2 separate regions of the Homo sapiens genome follow, and region 1 is linked to region 2. A link is a loop called in an ENCODE intact Hi-C map of the cell type or tissue named here. Cell type or tissue: heart right ventricle. All regions are shown on one strand. Links, peaks and the distances in the headings refer to the core of each region. The heading gives the core; the rest is flanking DNA. Region 1 has its middle 78 kb from the start of KIF4B. Region 2 has its middle 180 kb from the start of KIF4B.

Region 1 (10,581 bases), core at 1,345-9,344, 100 kb before region 2:
CCACCCCATGAGAAACTAGAGCTTGAAGGATAATTTGAGGGGATAGAGGACTCTAAAACTTTGAGAAGTTTCATCAAATGTTAAGCCGACCCAGGAACTGGTGCTTGTCTTGCCCCAGCTTCTGACTTAGAAGGAGAGTGTCGTAACTATGGAAACACCAGTGCAAGATTAGGCAGAGCTGGATTCAAATCCAATCTACCTAACTGTGAGTTTGGCAAATTGCTGATCTTCCCTAAGTCTCAGCTTTCCCAGCTATAAAACGGGGCTTTCACATCATGGGAGGTTGTGAGGACTAAAGGAGATTAAAGCAATTTTTATCGCTGTTCTACAATGTAAGCTCCTTTCCGCTCTCCAGCTTTCTGATCAGTCTCAGGTTTAAAGTCAAAAAATCTTCTTTTTTTTTTTTTTTGAGATGGAGTCTCACTCTGTTGCCCAGGCTGGAGTGCAGTGGCGCAATCTTGGCTCACTGCAGCCTCCGTCTGACCTCGAGTGATCCACCCGCCTCAGCCTCCCAAAGTGCTGGGATTACAGGCTTGAGCCATCAGGCCCGGCCATCTGCGTTTTAATATAATAATATACTATTGGTAGGTTTCATGTCCACATGTAGAGACCGTTCATTATTATTTTAATGGCTATCCATTTAGAGTAGACATCTAAAGACAAAATCTGCTGTCTGGATTCAGTTCACCTTTCAGAAAGGAATATGCCAGGCTGTGGAGAACAGCATTCCGGAACCTTCCTCTTGGTTTCCTCAGGAGCCTGCATTTCCAAACATCTCCAGGTGACGTAGCATGAAGAAGGCCGAGAGGGTCAGCAATGCCCCAGGGGAATCCAGAGGGCTGCTGGAAGCTCACTGTGGGGGAGATCCCAGAGTAAGATTCTCATCCAAGGACAATCTGAGACCAGAGGACATCCGAGGTATCTGCAGGCATGAGTCTGCAGATTGAGTCATGGAATGAAAAATGTTGAGTGAGGTAAAAGCCCAAGGCAAAAAGATAATGAACTCAACTTTCTGCAACTTCTTTTCCCAGCAGGAACCCCTAAATGAATTGCCAGGTCTCTTTAAGACTGGCTCTTCATGGCCTTTTAATGCCTGCAGCTGCTGTGGGGAGGAAGGCGTTCAATTATCAATTCATTCCTCAAGTCAGCAAATACTTATGGAGCTCCTACTATGCGCCAGACACTTTTCTGGGTACTGGGATGTTGTGGTGAACAGGATAAACAAGATCCCTGCTCTTACAGATGGTACAGGCAAGTTGGAGAGAGAATGTATACTGAAGCCAAAACAGGATAACTCCAGCTGGCAAGAAGTGCCAGGAACAGAGTGGACGAAGCAGGGTTACCTGGTGGAGAGCGACTGGGGCTCTTTAAGGTAATCAGGACAGGCTTCTCTGAGGAGGGGGGATTTCAGCTGAGCTATGAAGGATGTCTGGGTTTCTTTTGAACCAAAGTCTGCCTCTCCTTCTGAAGCTATAATGTTGGAGACTCCTCTTCCTTGCAGGAGCAAGGCCTTCAAGTATTCTAGGCGTGGGTGTGCCCTTTAGACCCCCAGTCTTCTCTTTTCCAGACAAGCATTTACAGTTCTTTCAGCTGTTGCTCATGTGACCCAATTTAGCTCCTCTCAAAATGCTTAATTAATTCTATGTATATATATATATATATATATATATTTTTTTTTTTTTTTCTTTTTTAAAAAACTCTGCTTACAATCTAATATATGTATATTTTAAATCTGGTGTCCAGATGAAACATTGTGTATGACCACTACAAAAAGACTATTAAGTCCTTGTACTGCATGCTGCGTTTTTATTCATTCAGCCAACATTTTTTAAAAATTTGGTTCGGTGCATCACCTTGTTTTTTTAATTGAGCCTGCAGTCAAATAAATTACCTAAGTCCTTTATGCATATTGGAACTTGTGCCATATTATTTTGGAAAGTCAATGCAGAGGCTTACATTTATTTGTATTAAATGTAATCTTGTTAGTTTTGGCCTAATTTTTTAAGCTGGTCTGGATCTTTTTGCTTTCTGATTCTGTTAATATATTTCCTTTTCTAAATAATTTACCAAGAAGGCTGAGAGGATATCCTGGGGGAGGGACGACAGCAGCTTGGCCTAAGGGCGGTAGGAATGTAAACAGAAAGACAAGGATGGATTCAGGCTGTATTTGGAGGGCAGACTGATGGGTTGGAGGTAGTAAGGGAAAGAGAGAAATTGAGCATAATTCCTGGGTTTGGGGTCTGAGCAACAGGACCAATATATTGCCACTAATTGAAATGGGGAAGACTGGGTAGGGGGCATATTTGCAAGGAAAAATTATTTCACTCATTGGGATAATAGTAATTTTTGTTTTTTCCCCTATTTTCTTTATTTCCAAGTTATTAACACTAATATCTTGGGGCAAGAAAATGAAGGTTGTGAAGGTGAGTTCTGATTATTGAATTCAGAACAAGATGTGAAGGATGAGGCAGAAGCGGCTCCGGACATGTAGAAGGGTGCAGACATTTGCTTTCTAAACCAGGCTGTAAAAACCAGTTCTGTATTCCTTGCAAAAGCAGAGACTCAGAGGTGATCCTATTGAGTTACACAAATTTCTGATGGGAATAGAAATAAAAGATGTTCCCAGTCTCTTTCAGCTTTTATCAAATACAAGAACCAGAGGGCATAATCCAAGCTAAGGAAGGATTGAGCCCTGAGGAGTTGCAGAGGAGTGTGTTAACCAGAAGCAGTTCATCCTTGGCATATACTTATAGGAGGGAGCAATAAAATAGCATAAATGCTTTTGAAATAGATTTTATATTTAGAAAACAGAAAGTTGGGACATAGGTATCATTTTTATTGCCAGGTTCTAGCCCTTGGTTTGCTGTAGGACCTTTGCCAAGAAATTTTCCTTGTAATCACAGAATCCTGGTGTACTAAAGGGAAGGGGCTTTACAGATCCATCTTGTGCTGCAGGGTTTTTAATCAGGGGAGCACACTGGAATCATATGGGGGATTTTTCTCTAATACTATTTTTTTCTTTTTTGAGATGGAGTCTTGCTCTGTCACTGAGGCTGGAGTGCAGTGGTGTGATCCCAGCTTACTGCAACCTCTGCCTCCTGGGTTCAAGTGATTCTCCGCCTTAGCCTCCCCAGTAGCTGAGACTACAGGCACACCACCACGTCCAGCTAATTTTTGCATTTTTAGTAGAGACAGGGTTTCACCGTGTTGGCCAGGCTAGTCTCAAACTCCTGACTTCAAGTGATTGGCCCGCCTTGGCCTCCCAAAGTGCTGGGATTACAGGTGTGAGCCACCATGTCTGTCCTCTAACACTATTTAGACCAGGATTTTGCTACCTTAGATCTTGCTGTTGGGTTGAGCATATTATTTTGAAGAGTTTCCCAAGTCACTTGATGCATATTACCCATCAAAGATCCCTGATCTGGTGTAACCACCTCATTATAGAGATGAAGAAACCAAGACTTGGAGAGATTAAGAGGCTTGACCAGTGGCTCACAGAGAAGTAGAGCAATCACCCTGTGAGTCATCTTCCTCTGCAGAGAAAATGTGATAAAATGACACTATTTTATTTCTTTATGCCATCTTTCAGCAACTAAACATGAAACAATTAACAACTAACTAGATCTAGTAATGTGTAGCTCTGAAAACAGAGTCGAGTGAAAAAGTGAGAAATTGAATGAGATTTATATAAATTAAACAACACAGAGTTTTGCATTTTACAAACCTACATACATATTTAAGGGTCTGTGTCAAACACATTAGACTGGGTGTCTGTTGGAAGAGAAGGGTATGGGAGAAGCTTCTGGGGATAAAAAATTAATACCCAAGAGAGGGGGTCATCTTAACTGATAAGTATGTTCTATGAATTGAGGTTTGAGATTTTTTAATTCTCTGAACTCAAAGTATTAGAAAAAAAATCTATAACCAAGAAACGAATGGATAAGCAAAATGTGGTATATACATATAATGGAATATTATTCAGCCATAAAAAGGAATAAAATTCTGATACATGCTACAACATGGATGAACTTTGAAGACAGTACACTAAGTGAAGTAAGCCAGATGCAGGAAGGTAAATATTATGTGATTCCACTTATATGAAATATCTAGAATAGGAAATTTATAGAGATAGAAAATAGATTAGAGGTTTCTAGGGGCTGAGAGAATGTGCAAAGGGCAGCTATGGTTAAAGAGTTAATGGTTAGAGGCCGGGCATGGTGGCTCACGCCTGTAATTCCAGCACTTTGGAAGGCTGAGGCAGGTGGATCACATAAGGTAAGGGGTTCAAGACCAGCTGGGCCAACATGGTGAAACCCTGTCTCTACTAAAAATATAAAAATTAGCTAGGCGTGTTGGTGAGCACCTGTAATTTCAGCTACTAGGGAGGCTGAGGTAAGAGAATCACTTGAACCCAGGAGGCAAAGGTTGCAGTGAGCTGAGATCGCTCCATTGCACTCCAGCCTGGGTGACAAGAGCAAAACACTGTCTCAAAAAAAAAATATATAATAATTTAATGGTTACAGAGTTTCTATTTGAAGTCATGAAATGGTTTTGGAAATAGATAATGGTTATGGTTGTACAATATTTTGAATGTAACTAATACCACTGAATTGTACACTTAAAATATTTAAATTGGCAAAATTTATGACATATATTTGTCCACAATTTAAAAAATGATGTAATACACAAAATCCACTGAATTTTATACTTCAAATGGGTGAATTGTATGATATGTGAATTATATCCCAATATAGCTGCTAAAAATGTGCAAACATGATTTTCTTTGGCTTTATGTTCTTCTGTGGAAAAATGGAAGAACTTAAGAGGAAGGGAAATAACATTTACTCAGCTAAGCACTGTGATAGGTGCAAGAGCTACATTCCCTTCTCTACAGTACTGTAGCTTGAATGTTCAGGGTAAGCTTCTGTGTTGGACATTTCTGGCAGCTTGACATTTTTCTGGCAATGCAAAGATTTGATAAGGTTTGAGAACTGGGAATTTGTCATATAAATAGTAGCTATTAAGTACTTCAAGTTTGTGTCTACTTGGCACAGGACACGGTTGTCCATGCTATTTGAAAAAAAGAAGTGTGAACAGGCCTGCAATCCTTCCATTTTAGCTTTTGGCAGACAGTGACTTTGGCATGAGAAGAGTGTACGGTATGTAATAAGATTTAAGTTGTTTGCCACAGGGCATTTGAAAAATGCAGTTGGGCAGGAACAGATGCTTGAAGAGTTATTAATTATGCTGAAATTTTCAGAGGTCCCCCAAATTTCTTTTAGCCATTTCCTCCTCTCAGTCCTGAAAGTAAGTTGAGAAGTAAGTTTAATACTGTTAATTTTTCAGACCTCTACTCTCTGGAGAATAAGGCGGATAGTTGATAACTTTTTTTTTAATTGGCAAGAGAAGTTTAAGTGAGCTCTTTCAGTCTTGAAAATAAGTTTTGATTTTTATAGGTTGAGATCAGTTCCTACTTCATTTAAACTCTTTTCATCCAGTCTTAATTATATCCATGTATCTCACAGAGGCTCATCCTCTAGTCTTATGGAATTATCATTCCAGCCAAAAGTGTGGGTGGGAACTGCCATTTCCAGTGACTGACAAAAGAGCATTTATTCTATTGCCTTGCCCAGTGAAAAGCTAGTGGCCTAGCCACTACTGGTCATTTGCATGCATAGTGGACCATTTCATTAAGAATTTCATTAAGATGGTAATGTTTAATGTTTCCTGGGAAAAATGAGCTTTTGGCTTATTCAATTATATAATTAAAGCCAGAGAATTAGGGGAGATTGCAAACTGCTTGCATAATGTGGGCAAGTATAATGATAAAACTTGTAAATAAGTTCAAAAGAGTCAAGCTCTGCATGAATCCTGAAGCTGAATCATATAAGGAGGGTGTGTATGTGGAAAATGTGAGCTGAAAAGTGCACCAGAGTTTAATCCTGGTGTCTACCCGCTGAGCTCCTTGATCTCTGAGTCTTTGCTGGGAGATGGATAGTAGAACAGAGTCAGGGCTGGGGACTGATTGGTTGGGTTCCAGAAAGTTCCAGGAGCACACTTTAGTTTCTCTATAGGTAGTAACTTTCTATATAGAACTGAAATAACAATGGCATAGGTATACAGGATTTCTTAACTGGTGGCCAGGTTTCTCTAATGGTGTTTTCCTTTCCTTGCCTCTGAGGTGACATCATCCTTACCCTCTTCCTGAATTTCTTCTAGCCTACAAAACAGGATGTTCTGCCATTTCGAAAGTACTAAGAAAGCTGTTTCTGCCCTTTCTTTCAATTTTTTACCTACTTTTCTCTAAGGAAGGTAAAGTCATAAAATGGTTTAGTGAGGTGGAGCTAACTTTCCTGAAGGATTGAGGAGGTGTGGAAAAATTCAATATTGCACATAATATGTATGATTCATATGTGAATATTGGACTTTCCTTTTCTTTAAAAATATTCCCTAAGCCATGTGTGCCCTCAGTGGTTCCAGCCTTCCCCTTTTCTTCACCTCCACTCTTCCAACCATGGAAAGCATGCCTTTCACTTTATTGTGCAGAACAATTAGGTCCTCCCTAGCTCCTACATCCTAACTTGGCTCTGAGGTTTTTTTGTTTTTGTTTTTGTTTTGTATAACCAAAGGCCCACGAACTATGCTTTTTCTCTCTTCCCCATGATTCCTGTAAGGTCTATGTCAAGAAGAGAGGTTGTTACTGTCTGTGTGTTTGGCCTGCATTGATGTGCTTGAGACCTAGGGAATCTAACACATGAGAAAGAACCAAGGGAAATGTGTTCTATGCTCTTCTCTGATCTTCTGGTAACTTTCAAAAGCCAAATACCAGTAGGTTACTCACTTTTTGCAAAATATATGTTTTCGCCAGTTCCAAGACCCCATTTAAAATAATCAGAGAGCTTTAGGGTTCTGGGGTAACAAAAAGGACATCCAGTGATCTTACTTTCTGCATCTTAGCTTTTACTGACTTTTGTAAACCTAGGACGTGTCACAGGAGCCAAAACGAAGACAGTCTCAAGCCCAGCTTAGAGAATCAGTGAGACCACTGTTTAAGTCCTGGTTCTCCACTGCTTAGCTGTGTTTCATCTAAGTTCCCTCATGTGTAAACATGGACATGATAGTTTCTACCTCCTGAGGTTCTTGAGAGGATTAAATGAGATACTATTTGTAAAGCACATAGCAGAGCAATTGATCTTTCAACAAATGGGTTCCTAGTATTACATTTCTTAATAAGCCTTATATAAAAGAGACAAGAACATCTCTTCCCACTACGCCATTTCTCCATACCCTCCTGGTTTTAACCTCCTCCAATTACCAGAATAACAAGGGAGTAGCTGGCCTGCTATGGGATCTTTGCCTCTAATGCAGAGGTGTTCACCTTCTTGTGTCTTTTTTGGGAGCTCTTGGCCTTCAGGTTGATGGTGATGTAAGGGGCTATTAGTTGGAGCCTGCCTTTTCTAATAGGAGTCTTCCTATTAGAAGACAGACACATTCAAAAGTTATGTACATTCTACAGGTGTGCTAAAGGAAAGAGGAAAGTAAGTCTAAGACAAGAGGCATGCAGGTATAATCAGTAAATTTTTTGAAATGGGTAAGCACGAATAGTATGACAGAGGCTATAGCTACTTAATTAAAGAAGCTGTTTCACAGAGGCTGAAGCAGAAATATTGCTTGAGCCCAGAAGTTCAAGGCTGTAGTGTGCCATGATGATGCCTGTGAATGGCTACTGAACTCCAGCCTGGGCCACATAGAAAGATCCCATCTCTTAAAATAATTAAAAAATTAAAAAGAAGCTGTTTTAGTTCAGTTGCTTACTTCTAGAGAATCATGGGAAGCATTAGTACAGAATAAAATAGCTTTAATTACATGTAAAGTTTTCAAGATGGGCTAAACTTGGATTCTTTACCATCTTTCTCTCTTATGTCCGGTCTTCTGCCTGGGGGGTGGGTAGAGGTGGTATTTAAAGGAATACTTTGATGACAACATTAAAAGTTGACACTCAAAGAGGACAGTGATACTTTTACCTCTTTTTCTTATAATACATAAGCTGCAATTAATAACTGAATCTAGATGATTACTGGGTTGGTACTAAAGTATTTGAGTGAATTCAGTGAAGGCTATCAAAAAATTGAATGGTAAAGTTAGAGATTTTATCAATTAAAGGAATGATTAATATTTTAGATTGAATAGGAAAAAAAGGTTCTCATGAACAATACCAAAATCTAGTACCAGGCCTTTACTGGGGCTAAAAATACTTGTTTGAAACTGTGCCGTGTACATACTGACACTGAGTTGGCAGCATTGTGTAATGCAGTGTGTTCATGTTCTTGCTACACTGTGGCTTTGGCTATTTTAGGGTGATCTTTCTTTGTAGAACCTAAGAGAGCATAGGAATTCAAATTGTTTGTTAACTTGTTGCTTTCCCAGGCCTTTCTAAAACAACAATGATGGTGATAAAGGATGCTTAAAGCCTTGTAAATTCCCATCCCAATCATGTGTTCTATCAAGATGTCACCTGTTAGACTCCATGTGTCAATTAGCCAAAAAATGTTAAGAAAATTCTTACATCCCAGTTCTGTTTCTGTCTAAAGGCAGATTTTGGATTTCAGGTATGTAGGCTCCTACTTTGTGCCTAGAATTGGGCTGAATGCTGCTCAGGTAATAATTCAGGTGTGGGGTGAAGCTACAGTAGGCAATGATGATGGCAGAGAGAAGGAAGAACAATGAATTTGAGAAAGTGAGGTAAGAAGTGACAGAATTTGGAGCTGAAGGCTATCATCCTTAGCTAACTAACACAGGAACAGAAAACCAAATACTGCATGTTCTCATGGATAAATGGGAGCTAAATGATGAGAACTCTTGAACACAAAGATGGGAACAACAGACGCTGGAACCTACTTGAAGGCGGAGGGTGGAAGGAGGGAGAAGATCAGAAAAAATAACTACTGGGCTGTGCACGGTGGCTCACGCCTGTAATCCCAGCACTTTGGGAGGCTGAGGCAGGCCAATCCCTTGAGGTCAGGAGTTTGAGACCAGTCTGGTCAACATGGTGAAATCCCATCTCTACTAAAAATACAAAAATTAGCCGGGTATGGTGACGCATGCCTGTAATCCCAGCTACTTGAGAGGCTGAGGCACAAGAATCACTTGAACCAGGGAGGCAGAAGTTGCAGTGAGCTGAGATCGCACCATTGCACTCCAGCCTGGGAAACAGAGAGAAACTGTCTCAACAAAAAAAAAAAAGAAAGAAAAAAAGAAAAAAAAGAAAAAAAAAACTATTGGGTACTAGGCTTAGTGATGAAATAATCTGTACAACAACCCCAATGACATGAGCTTACCTATAAAACAAACCTGCACATGTACCCCGAACCTAAAATAAAAGTTAAAAAAAGTGACAGAATTTGATTAAAAAAAATTGGTGTAATTTATTAGAGCCCCATAATGATATTTTTTTCACAGCTGATGTGGGTGTTATTAATAACATATAGTTTAAAATGGAATTACCTGAAGTTGTTAGCTCTCAACAATGGGCTGATAAATGAGTTATTATAGAATTTAAAATATGAAGAATATTTTCCTAAAGAACTGACACCAACATGAAAGCCTACATAACAACACACAGATAAGTCCAGGCTGACATACTGTGTTTGCTGTTTCATACTACTAATGAGGTGGTGGAGAAACTGGAGAAAGATGTTTCAACACCCAGAGTCAGAAGCATAGGATGTTGTATTTGAAGGTCCTTTGAAACCATCTTCTAGATCAGAGGTTGGCGAATCTTTTCTGTAAGAAAACAGATAATAAATATTTTAAGCTTTGCGGGCCATATAGTTTTTGTCTCAGTGACTCAACTCTACCCAGGTGTTGTAAAAGCAGTCATGGACAGTTTATAAATGAATGGGCATGGCTGTGTTCCAAAGCGACTTCATTTACAAAAATAGTGTGTGGATTTAGCCCATGGATTAGGCTGCAGTTTGCTGACACTGCTCTAGGTAAATTCCTCCATTTTACAGACGGGAAAACTGAGTCGAATCAGTGTGTATTTAAAATACTTAGCATGGTGCCTAGCACATAGTAAATATTCAACAAATGATAGTTATTTTTATTATTGGGAGGGTCTTTGCCTAAAAGTGATACAGGGAGTGGTGAGCTATAAAAGTATTGTCAACAATGACAACAATGATAGTATGCTTATTTGTCTATGTTAAATACACATACTTTTTTTTTTTTAATTTGAAGGATCTTTTTCTCTGTGAGGAGCCATTTGAATTTGGTGTCTCTCCTCCTTTTTAAAAAATAAAAACTGTAATATGTTAAACATAACACCGTTCTTCAAAATTCAGCTACATCATCCTACTTGCTAACTGTTCCAATTCCACATTCTAATCCACAGGCCATATCCCTGGACTCTTAGGTAAGCATCTGAGATCTCTGTTATTTTAGAATATGGTCTCTTTTTCTCCCTTCCTCTTTTCTTATCTTCTACCTTAAACCAGGATGAAACCTAGGCTCTGGGGTATAGTGTATCATTTTGAGAGATAATGAATGTCACCAAAGTGACTACAAAATTACAGGGCCATC
Region 2 (10,581 bases), core at 1,711-9,710:
AATTGCTGAATCATATGGTAGTTCTATTTTTAGATTTTTGTGGAACTTCTATACAGCTTTCCTTAGTGGCTGTACTTATTTATTTATTTATTTATTTATTTATTTATTTATTTATTTATTGAGACAGAGTCTCTGTCACTCAGGCTGGAGTGCAGTGGCGCCATATCTCGTCTCACTGCAACCTCTGCCTCCCAGGTTCAAGTGATTCTCCTGCCTCAACCTCCTGAGTAGCTGGATTACAGGCATGCGCCACCGTGCCTGGCTAATTTTTTGTATTTTATTAGAGATGGAGTTTCACCATGTTGGCCAGGCTGGTCTTGAACTCCTGGGCTCAAGTGGTCTGCCTATCTTGGTCTCCCAAAGTGTTGGGATTACAGATGTGGGCCCCTGTGCCAGGCCAAATTTACATTCCCACCAACAGTGTATGAGGATTCCCCTTTCTCCCCATCATTGCCAGCATCTGTTCTTGCTTGTCTTTTGGATACAAGCCACTTTAACTGGGGTGAAATGACATCTCATTGTGGTTTTGATTTGCAATTCTCTGATGATTAATGATGTTGAGTGGCTTTTTGTATACCCTTTGGCCATTTGTATATCTTGAGAAATGTCTGTTCAGATCTTTTGCCCATTTAAAAAATTGATTATTAGTTTTTTTTGCCATTGAGTTTTTTGACCTTATATATACTTGCTATTCATCTTTGTCAGATGAATAGTCTGCAAATATTTTTTCCCATTCTATGGGTTGTCACTTTACTCTGTTGATAGTTTCCTTTGCCGTTCAAAAGCCTTTTACCTTGATGTAATCCCATTTGTCTATTTTTGCTTTGGTTGCCTATGCTTTTAAGGTCTTATAGAAAAAAATCTTTGCCCAGACCAATGTCCTGGAGCATCTCCCCAATGTTTTCTTCTAGTAGTTTCATAGTTTCAGGTCTTAGATTTAAGTCTTTAATCCATTTTGATTTGATTTTTGTGTAGGGTGAGATATAGGGTTCTAGTTTCATTCTTCTGCATATAGTTATTCAGTTTCCCCAGCACCATTTATTGAAAAGATTGTCCTTTCCCCATTGTATGTTCTTGCCACCTTTGTCTATGATAAGTTGACTGTAAATGTGTGGATTTATATTTGGGTTCTCTATTCTGTTCCATTGGTCTGTATGTCTGTTTTATGCCAGTACCATGCTGGCTTAGTTACTATAGCTCTGTAGTAAATTTTGAAGTCAGGTAGGGTGATGCCTTAACTTTGTTCTTTTTGTTCAGGATTGCTTTGGCTATTTGTGTCTTTTGTGGTTCCATATACATTTTAGGGCTTTCCCCCCCCGTTTCTTTGAAGAATATCATTGGTACTTTAGGGATTGCCACTTGTTTTAGAATAAAAGTTTTAAGATCACTGCATTTTCACTTTCTAAGTCCTGCTCAAAGCTTTGCAGCAAATTATCTTTCCTTTACATAGGCGCTCCTCCACTTGCCAAAAGCTGGCCCTTTCCCACCCCTGTTTCCAGTGGAACACAAGCCAAGATGGTTTTCACCGAAAGTACTTTTTCACTTCCATCAGCATCTTTGATGATTATCATTAATAATGTCAGCTCAGCTCTGGAAACAGTCTGGGAAGTTAACCAGTTGATTTGCTTTCTCCCTCATTTTGTGGTTGTCTGGCTACCATAAAGGCAAAGTAGTCTGGAGGGTGACAGAGGTCTCTTGAAGGGGCAGCTGACAATTTAGAAGCATGGGTAATACAGTGATGAGTTTGAGGGTTACAGCTCCCCTGATCTCAATTAGAGTCAAGTTGAACCACACAGGGCAGTGGTTCTCCAATTTAAGTGTGCATCAGAATCACCTGGAGGGCTTGTTAAAATACAGATTACTGGGCTCTACTCTCAGAATTTCAGGTTCAGTCACTCTGGGATAGGGCTTGAGAATCTGCATTTTATCAAGTTTCTAGGTGATGCTGATGCTGGGCTTTGAGAATCACTGAGCTAAGGGAATTCACCTCTGTGTAGGGAGAGAGGAAATTGTGTGGGCAATTCAGTATGGCATTTCCTCAGTGAGCACATGCACAAGAGAGAGTGAGCAGCAGGAGGTACATTCCTCAGATTAGCGCAAAGCGGGCTGTCAAAGAAGTAGGAGCCAGGGTCTTCGTCTATGAGAAGATTGTAACTAATGCTGAGAAGAAAATGCCACTCATTCTGAAATAAATGCATACGTGAGGGTAAATTGTTCCTAGCGTTGAGTCAAAGGAGGGATATGGATGGAGAGAAAGAGAGGAATCTTAAGCCAGGCCACCTAGCAGTTGGCGGGACTTGGAGGAATGAAGACATCTGTGGTAGGGACAATGGCAGCAGTAAAATCTCAATGGCAGAGTTGAGCAAGCGGGGGCAGTTGTTATCAGGGGATTGGGTAATTAGGAACCTGGATGACTGGAGGAAAAAGACCAGTTTGGGGAGACAAAAGGAATAAATTTTGGAAACTGGCCAAATGGAAAGGAAGCGTAACAAGGTCTTGGGCCCTGGCGAGTGTAGATTGGATGGTGAGTCATATCTAATGTGGAGCACAATAGCTCCTTTCAGGAAGCAGTGTGAAGTTGTGCCTGAGCACTTGCTTACCGGAGAGGTGCATGTGTGCCTCAGGTTTCTCTTTCTGTTGAAACAGAAATTACCTTATGAATAGGACAAATAACCATAAACTCTAAGTAGTTATGCTTTTAAGCATTAAGGAAGAAGCATCTTTTATACAAACCAAAGGCAAGGGTTTCAATGTTAGCATTCTATAAAAAGGCTCTAGCATTTGAGTGAAGCAGGTGTCTTGAATGCTTTCATTTTTATGTATTTATTTTTAGTCTCAAATATTGTGATTTGGAAAACTGACTTTCACAACAGCCAAAGAGCAAATGAGGATTCTAATAATACTCTAATAGATATTTGCCTTTGATTCTAAAGTACAATAAAATAATGAAGACATTTGCTAACCTTCTGTATACCTCGTGGAATTTCTGAAGATGCTGAGAATTTGATAATAGGTAGTACAACTAAACAAATAACCCCCTAAACATAAATAGTGCCCAAAATTATTTTAAGGCAATAGCCCATTCAAATGATGTAAAATATGGAGTTTAATAATAATAAACATTTCAATAATATGATAATAAATGTGACCAACATTTTTAAGTGCTTATTCTGTGCCAGGCACTGTGTGTGTGTATGTGTGTGTGTGTGTGTGTTTGTGTGTGTTTTCATGCACACATGCTCCTTGGTGTGTATATGCACACACAAACACTTAAAAATAGCATTATTGGGGTATAATTACATATAATCTCTACTCACTGCACATGTATAATTTAATGATTTTAGTAAATTTATAAAGTTCTACAGGCATTGTCACAATCCAGTTTGAGAACATTTTCATCACCCCAGAATGTTTCCTTGTGCTTTTTGCTGTCAATCCCATTCCTATTCCCACTCCCAGCCCTAGACTGCTTAATTCTCTGTCTTTGTGCATTTGCCTTTTCTGGACATTGCAAATAAATGGAACCATACGATGTGTAATCTTTTGAGTCTGACTTCTTTCACATAGCAGAATGTTTTTGAGATTCATCCATATTGTACCATATATCCATAGTTCATTTATTTTTATTGCCAATAGTATTTCATTATATGGATATACAACATTTTCTTTGCCCATTCACCAGTTGATGGTCATTTGAATTGTTTCTAGTTTTGGATTATTATGAACAACACTGCTGTAATATTTCCTTATATGTCTTTGTATACACACAGAATTTTAGTTGTCCCAATTATCCTGTGGCTAGTACCATTACAATGTATTTTTCTCCAGAGAATAAAAAAATTTATAACTTGCCCAAGGTGATTGTATTAGTCCATTTTCATACTGCTATAAGAAGTATCCAAGACTGGGTAATTTATAAAGGAAAGATGTTTAATTGACTCACGGTTCCACATGGCTAGTGAGGCCTTAGAAAACTTAAAATCATGACAGATGGGGAATAGGTACGTCTTACATGGGGCAGGCAAGAGAGAGTACATGCAGGAAAAGCTACCATTTATAAAACCGTCAGATCTCATGAGAATTCTCTCACTCACAAGAACAGCATGGGGGAAACTGCCCCCATAATCCAACCACTTCCTTTCCTCCACATGTGGGGATTACAGGTCCCTCCCTTGACATGTGGGGATTAGAATTTGAGATGAGATTTGGCTGGGGATACAGAGCCAAACCATATCAGTGATAAATGCAACAGGAGTAATATTTTGAAAAAATATAGCATATGCTTTCTTTTTTTGCACTTGTGTATGCTTTACTGAATCCCCAAATTAGCCCCAAGTCATTCATCTACTTCAGTTTTAGGAAAATGATAGCAGACATGCAAAAATTTAAAACAGGTAATCAGCTTCTGACATTTAAAATAAGATTTAGGCTTCACAGTAAAATTGAAGCCAGGCTTTAGAAGGAAGAATGTAAGAAGAGAGAAAGAGAAGAGGATAGGAAATCTATTTATTTTATAGTATTTTTAGTATATCTAGAAGAAAACCTGCATGATTTAGATCATAGTTTCTTCCATAGTGTAGAGAAGAAACCTCTTCCATGTGTTGGCTAGGCTACAAGGCTTGCTGCCCCAAGTTGGAGGAGGATATACAAAATCTGATGAGAAAGCAGAAGCCTGATCCTTCAGGCCAGGGTGTTTGTGGGAAGAAGAGGAGAGTCAGCGGTGGGACTGTGGGTCCTGATCTCCCTACTGTGGATATTGGGCTGCAGCAAATGGGGATGATGGAATTAATTAAAGGAGTGACAATGTCAAGTTGGTTTGGATTCAAGGAACATTTAGGGCTCTGGGCAGAATTTACCTCTAGGCTGCCCTGCTCCAAACTGGAGTGGGGACAGTTTATCAAAGGACCCCTGGCCATCCCACATGATTAGGCAGAGAGAAGGTCAAGGTTTAGCTTTTCTAAATTGCCTTCAGTGTACTTGTGGCATGGAGGGAAGTGCCTGTGTGCTCCAGAGAGTGGATCCTGGAGGAGTTGGTCTGAGGAACACCAGCACTGCCTTACAGATAATGTGGGTGACTGTTTCTGAGACCAAGACTCAGCAGCTTTAGCAAGGGCTATGGCAAGACCAAATCAGCTGGAGAACCTATCCAGGCTATCATCGCAACCAGACTTTGGGGTGTGTTAGGCACTAATTTCAGCAACAGCATAACACCAGGAAGAGAACCAGTAACAGCCATGAGGTCCCCAACCAATTGGCTCATAACCAATGAGGAGCAGGAGATTAGGGGTTTTCCTGCCCCAGGGCTCGCACTAGAGTGAAGCAAGTGAGCACTAAGGTCACCAGATTTAAAGAGGGGCTCACTCTCAGGATTGTGCGAGTTCTTCCCAAATTCTGCATCTTACACACCTCACTTGCTGCATCCTAGTCTCAGCCCTGGTTACAACACTGCCAGGTTACATAAGTCCACCTCCCACATTTCTGGTCTTGGAGAGGAGCAGGGAAGCGGGTGGAAATCTATGACCGAACATTTATATTTAAAGTGAGTGAGTCTTACCTAAGGAATTTAAAATTACTGTGTCAGTTCAGGTTTGCTGAAGTGGACTCCATCTAGGTTTTATTGTTTGTTTGTTTGCCCATTTCCCGTTGCCCAGGAAGTGAGTGCTTCTGTCAAAGAGCAGGTCTGTTAGGGAGATAAATAGAGAAACACCATTTCCTTGGCACCTGGGAGAGCAATGTGAGTGAATTTGTGACCTATTTACATCCCAGTAGTGAGTCATGGGGCTGGGATTTGAAACCAAATTTGCATGACTCTGGAGCCCACTCTTTTCACTGCTGTCCTTTGGAGATAATAATAATAAGGATAATAGCTAACACGTTCTGAGAGCTCATTATGTGCCAGGCACTGTTCTAAGTGCTTCCTGTGGATTAACCCATTGAATCTTCATAATACCACATTGGTAGGTGCTAGTCTCATTTTACAGGAGAGGAAACTGAGATGCGAAGACATACAGTGACTTCCCCAAGGTCACACAGCACGAAAATGGTAGTGAGCCAGGTGCTCTGGCTGCAGAGCCCATGCTCAGAGCCACTTCAGCATGAGGGCAGTTGACTGAGATGATGCCATCTTACACAGAGCACTTTTCACTTTTCCAAGAGCTTTCACAGCATGGTCTTATTTTATCCTCATGATAGGCTTAGCAGTTAAATGAGGCAGGAGGTAAAATTGCCATTTTACGTATGAGGAAACAGTGATGCCAACAGCAGCTGAGGAACAGTGTGGGGGCTTGTACATGCCAGGGACACTGGGGACGAGTGTCAAGTGTGTGGAGGAATGTAGGGAGATAGCATAGAGCACTTTGAATGTCACGTCAAGGAGTTTGGCCTGGAAAGTTAAATACAGATTAGAGACTGAAAAGAAAAGATATTGAAGACGTACTTGAAGTTGACAATGTGTTTAAAAATTACTTCTCAATAGGGCTCTGTCTGGATCCTAAAAAAGAAAATTAAGAAGCTGCTGAATGTGTCAGCTTTCTTTTAAGTCCCATAAGCGTATTCTTCTTGTCATCAATTCTCATTAAAGGTTGGTTGAACCCAAAGAAGATGTCAGTTTTTCTAATTACTAAAGATATTTAAGGAATAATCTCCATCTTATGCTGTTAGATGAAGCAAATAAGTAGCAGTGGAGATTGATTAATGACCAAAGCAAACCTGAGGCAATCAATCACAAAAGTCATTTATTCCGAAGTATTTAATGGAGAAATGTTTTCCAAAAATGTGGCATGTGAGGTGGTTTTAGGTAATATCCAAAGTGAAATTTTTAATAGCTATAATTTTTATGTTATTATTAGAGGAATATTGGTTTTCTATTTATGGGAATTATATACTTAAATTTAAGCTTAAATGTCAAGTTGATTTAAAGGGAATAATATATAGGTGGTATATGAATATAGAAAAAACACAAAGATGGTATGCAAATGCTAAAATTTGGAGAATGCTGTATTAATGGAACAAAGACCAACTCATTACAAAACAACTCAAAGGTGAAGATAAAATATTTTACTCCCTTCCTATCCCCACTCCCAACTCTTTTTTAGAGTTTATATATATCATGCACCGTGCCAGATATTTTTCTGGCATCAACTCACTTTGTTTTACAACAGCCTGTCAGTTGCCACCTGAGAATTGTTCTCTCCTTATTCCTCAGTAGAAGAATGCTGATTGTATTGGGGTGGCAATAGCTCCCAGCGAAAAGACTATATTTCCAGGCTGCTTGGCAACAAGGCATACTGTGGGACTATATTCTGGTGCAGGAGCTGTTAGGTGGGAGTGTTGTGTGTAACTTCTAAGACTGGCTGTTTAAGTGATGCTAACTCATCTGGGAGAAGTACCCATTTGTCCTTTCCTTTTCCTCCTTCCTGCTGCCTGGAATGTCTTTGTGATGGCTGGAATTCCTGTAGCCATCTTGGACTATGAGGTAACTTTGAAGATGGAAACCAAGTGCTTGTATGATGGAGCAGAAAGAGAGAAGCAGCAAGAGGCCCTGATATTCATGTGAAGCTGGACCTTCCCTGGACTGTGTACCTCATATCTCTTTTACCTGGGATAGAAACAAATTTCTATCTTTTAAAACTTCCATTATTTGAGGTTTTTAGTTAAAGCAGCCAAGCTGAATACTGTTGATCCAAGATGAAATATCAATTTATAAAGCTTTTGATGTAAGTAACTAAACAAAACTTATGGAAGCTTCAACATAGGTACGTATTTTTCCCACATGAAACAGTGCAGAAGTATGTGGCTGTTTAATGATGTCATCCAGAGCCCAAGTTCTCTCAACCTTCTGTTCTTTGACCCTTAGAATATTGGCCTTAATCCTAATGCTTGACAACTCATGGCTGCAAGATGGCTGCTACAGCTCTAGGCATTATGTCCACAGAGCAAGCAAGAAGGATGAGGAAGCACCAAAGTTCTGCTCCTCACAGGCTTTGTCTTTTTATGTGGGAAGAGAATTCCTCCTGAGCCTAGTTCCCTTAATATCTCATACAGAACTGCATCTCCTATGTCTGTGGTGGGATCCACCTTCTTGAAATCAATGGGTCTCTGTTAACCACTGAAATACACTGGGATTCTGTTACTAGGAAAGAAGGAAGTGGGGAGAGGCTGTGGATAGGCCACAGACAGTGAGGAAAGCAAGGCTTACAAATGCTGCGACATGCCAATATTACATAGCCAGTTTGTGGAAAACTAGATTTTGAATGAAGCTTGAACTTCCAAACCTGGGGTCTTAATTGCTATGACAAACTCTCAGGAAGTTTTCAGACACCTTTACTTTCCTTTCTTCAAATTTTGTTTTTAGAATCTCTGTCAGAGATTTTCTATGGGAAGTCCTAGGTTTCACAGCATGTGGAATTGAGAGACAAGAAAGATCCCTTCCAACTTAAGCTTCTAGAGCAGCTCTGTCTAATAGAACTTTTGAAATGGAAATGTTCTATGCTGTGCTAATACAGTAACCACTACCCACATGTGGCGATTTAGGACCTGAAATATGGCAATTGTGACTGAGGAATGGAATTTTTAATTTCATCTAATTTTAATTTAAATAGCCACATGTGGCTAGTAGCCACTGTATTGAACAGCACAGTTCCAAAGCTTCAAATTATTTGTTCTCAAAATTCTAAGATTCAACCTAAATGCTAAGAATCAACAAAATTCCACCGCCAAAACAGAACTTTTTGTTTTCAAGAAGTAATGGCCCACTGCTGCTTTGTATGAGATGGTGTTAAAGGCCAGCAGACATAATAGTTTTATGAAGGAAGTTCAGTGTGGATATAATCATGTTATAAATAAATATTGGTACATAGAATCTGCCTGCTAAAAATACTGATTTATGGAACTTCAAGTTTGCTTACAGCAAATCAAGCTTGTATTTCTGAAGTGTCAGGAGGACAGCTCTTTGGCCCAAGAAGAAAAAACCTACAGCAAGCAGAGCTAGAGAGTGGGGGCATGGGTTAGCAGGGGAAAGCAGTGAGTCTCCTATTAGTTCTGAGGCAGAGCTGGTGGTATTATTATTGCTACAAAAGCCTATAATGACTTTCCCCTGAGCCAATAGTAAGTTCAGATCTTGTTTTCTAGGACCCAGTTAGTTTAAATGCTGTATTGTGTGTGTGTGTATACACATACACACACACACACACTTTTTTTGATTTATTATTTTTTAATTCTGTATATTATGATGTTTTGAGATCTGTATGATTATATCCCCCAAAAATTCATATTTTGGAATCCTAACCCCATTAGTTATTGAGGGTGGAGCCCTCATAAATGGCATTAGTGTACGATATAGTTTGGATATTTGTCCCTGCCCAAATCTCTTGTTGATTTGTAATCCCCAGAGCTAGAGGTGGGGCCTGGTGGGAGGTGTTTGAGTCATGGGGGCGAATCCCTCAAGGCTTGGTGCTGTCTTCATGATAGTGAGTTTCTGCAAGATCTGGTCTTTTAAAAGTGTGTGGCACCTCCCTTCAATTCTCTTTCTTGCTCCTGATTTTGCCATGTGACATGCCTGCTCCCACTTCACCTTCTGTCATGAGTAAAAGCTTCCCAGAGCCCTCCCCAGAATCAGATGCTGGTGCCATGCTTCCTGTACAGCCCGCAGAGCTGTGAGCCAATTAAACCTCTTTTCTTATAAATTACCCAGCCTCAGGTATTTCTTTATAGCAATGCAAGAATGGCCTAAGACAGTGTCCTTATAAAAGAGGCCCAAGAGAGACCATTTGCCCCTTCCACCATGTGAGGTTATGGTGAGAAAACCAGCTTTCTGTGAAGCAGAAGATGAGCCCTCACTAGACACTGTATCTGCCTGTTCCTTGATCTTTGACTTCCCAGCCTCCAGAACTGTGAGAAATAAGTTTCTGTTGTTTATAAGTGTTTTGGTTTATGGTATGTTATAGCAGACTGAATGGACTAAGACAGCATCTTAGAAAAACTTTTCTGGCTCAGGAGTGACTAAACCCTCCAGGGACTTCTCAGAGATAGCAAGTGTTCAGCCAGGAGCGTGCCTTTGATAGGCAAACTAACCAATCCAGAGCCACCCCTCCTGTCTCTGGCCTGTACACCCAGGAGACAATACTCCTCTGCCGTAATCATCCCAGAAACAAGTACCAGCCAACTAGGACCCCATCTCCACTATCATTTAGAACCTGCTAAAATTATTCAGACTCACCAAATGCTAAACTATTTGCCTTGTCTTGTCTTTCCCATGGAAACCCCGACAAAAGCTCTGGTCTAGTGCCTTTCCCTTGATCCTGTCTCCTGCCTCCTGACCCTCCTGATGTCTTTCCATTGTGGTCCTGGGTGACATGCCATGCTTCCTATCTCCAGGACCTATGAATATAACAAATTTTGTTTTCCTGAGCCTCTCCTCTGTCTCCTCTTGTGGCCACATCCAAGTTACCATATCACAAAAGAAAATGAAACAAATGCTTTGCCCTAATATTGTGTCTAGGCCAGGTGTGGTGGCATTTTGGGAGGCCGAGGCGGGCAGATCACCTGTGGTCAGGAGTTTGAGCCCAGCCTGGCCAACACGGC

What was found. A loop is a pair of places that touch in the nucleus more often than their neighbours do. Peaks named below come from ENCODE experiments on the same cell type or tissue, not always from the same donor. Only the 100,000 strongest peaks of a DNase experiment are listed, where the experiment ranks them.
Region 1: a loop joins it to region 2, with 10 times the contacts of the local background. A loop is called at or near these places in 8 of 110 quality-filtered maps.

What each region holds. Positions count from the first base shown.
Region 1 is chr5:155,086,339-155,096,919 of GRCh38, forward strand. No RefSeq gene overlaps it. Among named protein-coding and RNA genes, the nearest start is that of KIF4B, 78 kb to the left of the region's middle. In heart right ventricle, for the core only: no CTCF peak of the experiment used is centred there; no DNase peak of the experiment used is centred there; H3K27ac peaks cover 5,244 bases.
Region 2 is chr5:155,187,621-155,198,201 of GRCh38, forward strand. No RefSeq gene overlaps it. Among named protein-coding and RNA genes, the nearest start is that of KIF4B, 180 kb to the left of the region's middle. In heart right ventricle, for the core only: no CTCF peak of the experiment used is centred there; DNase peaks (open chromatin) are centred at 5,552, 6,081 and 6,171; H3K27ac peaks cover 3,831 bases.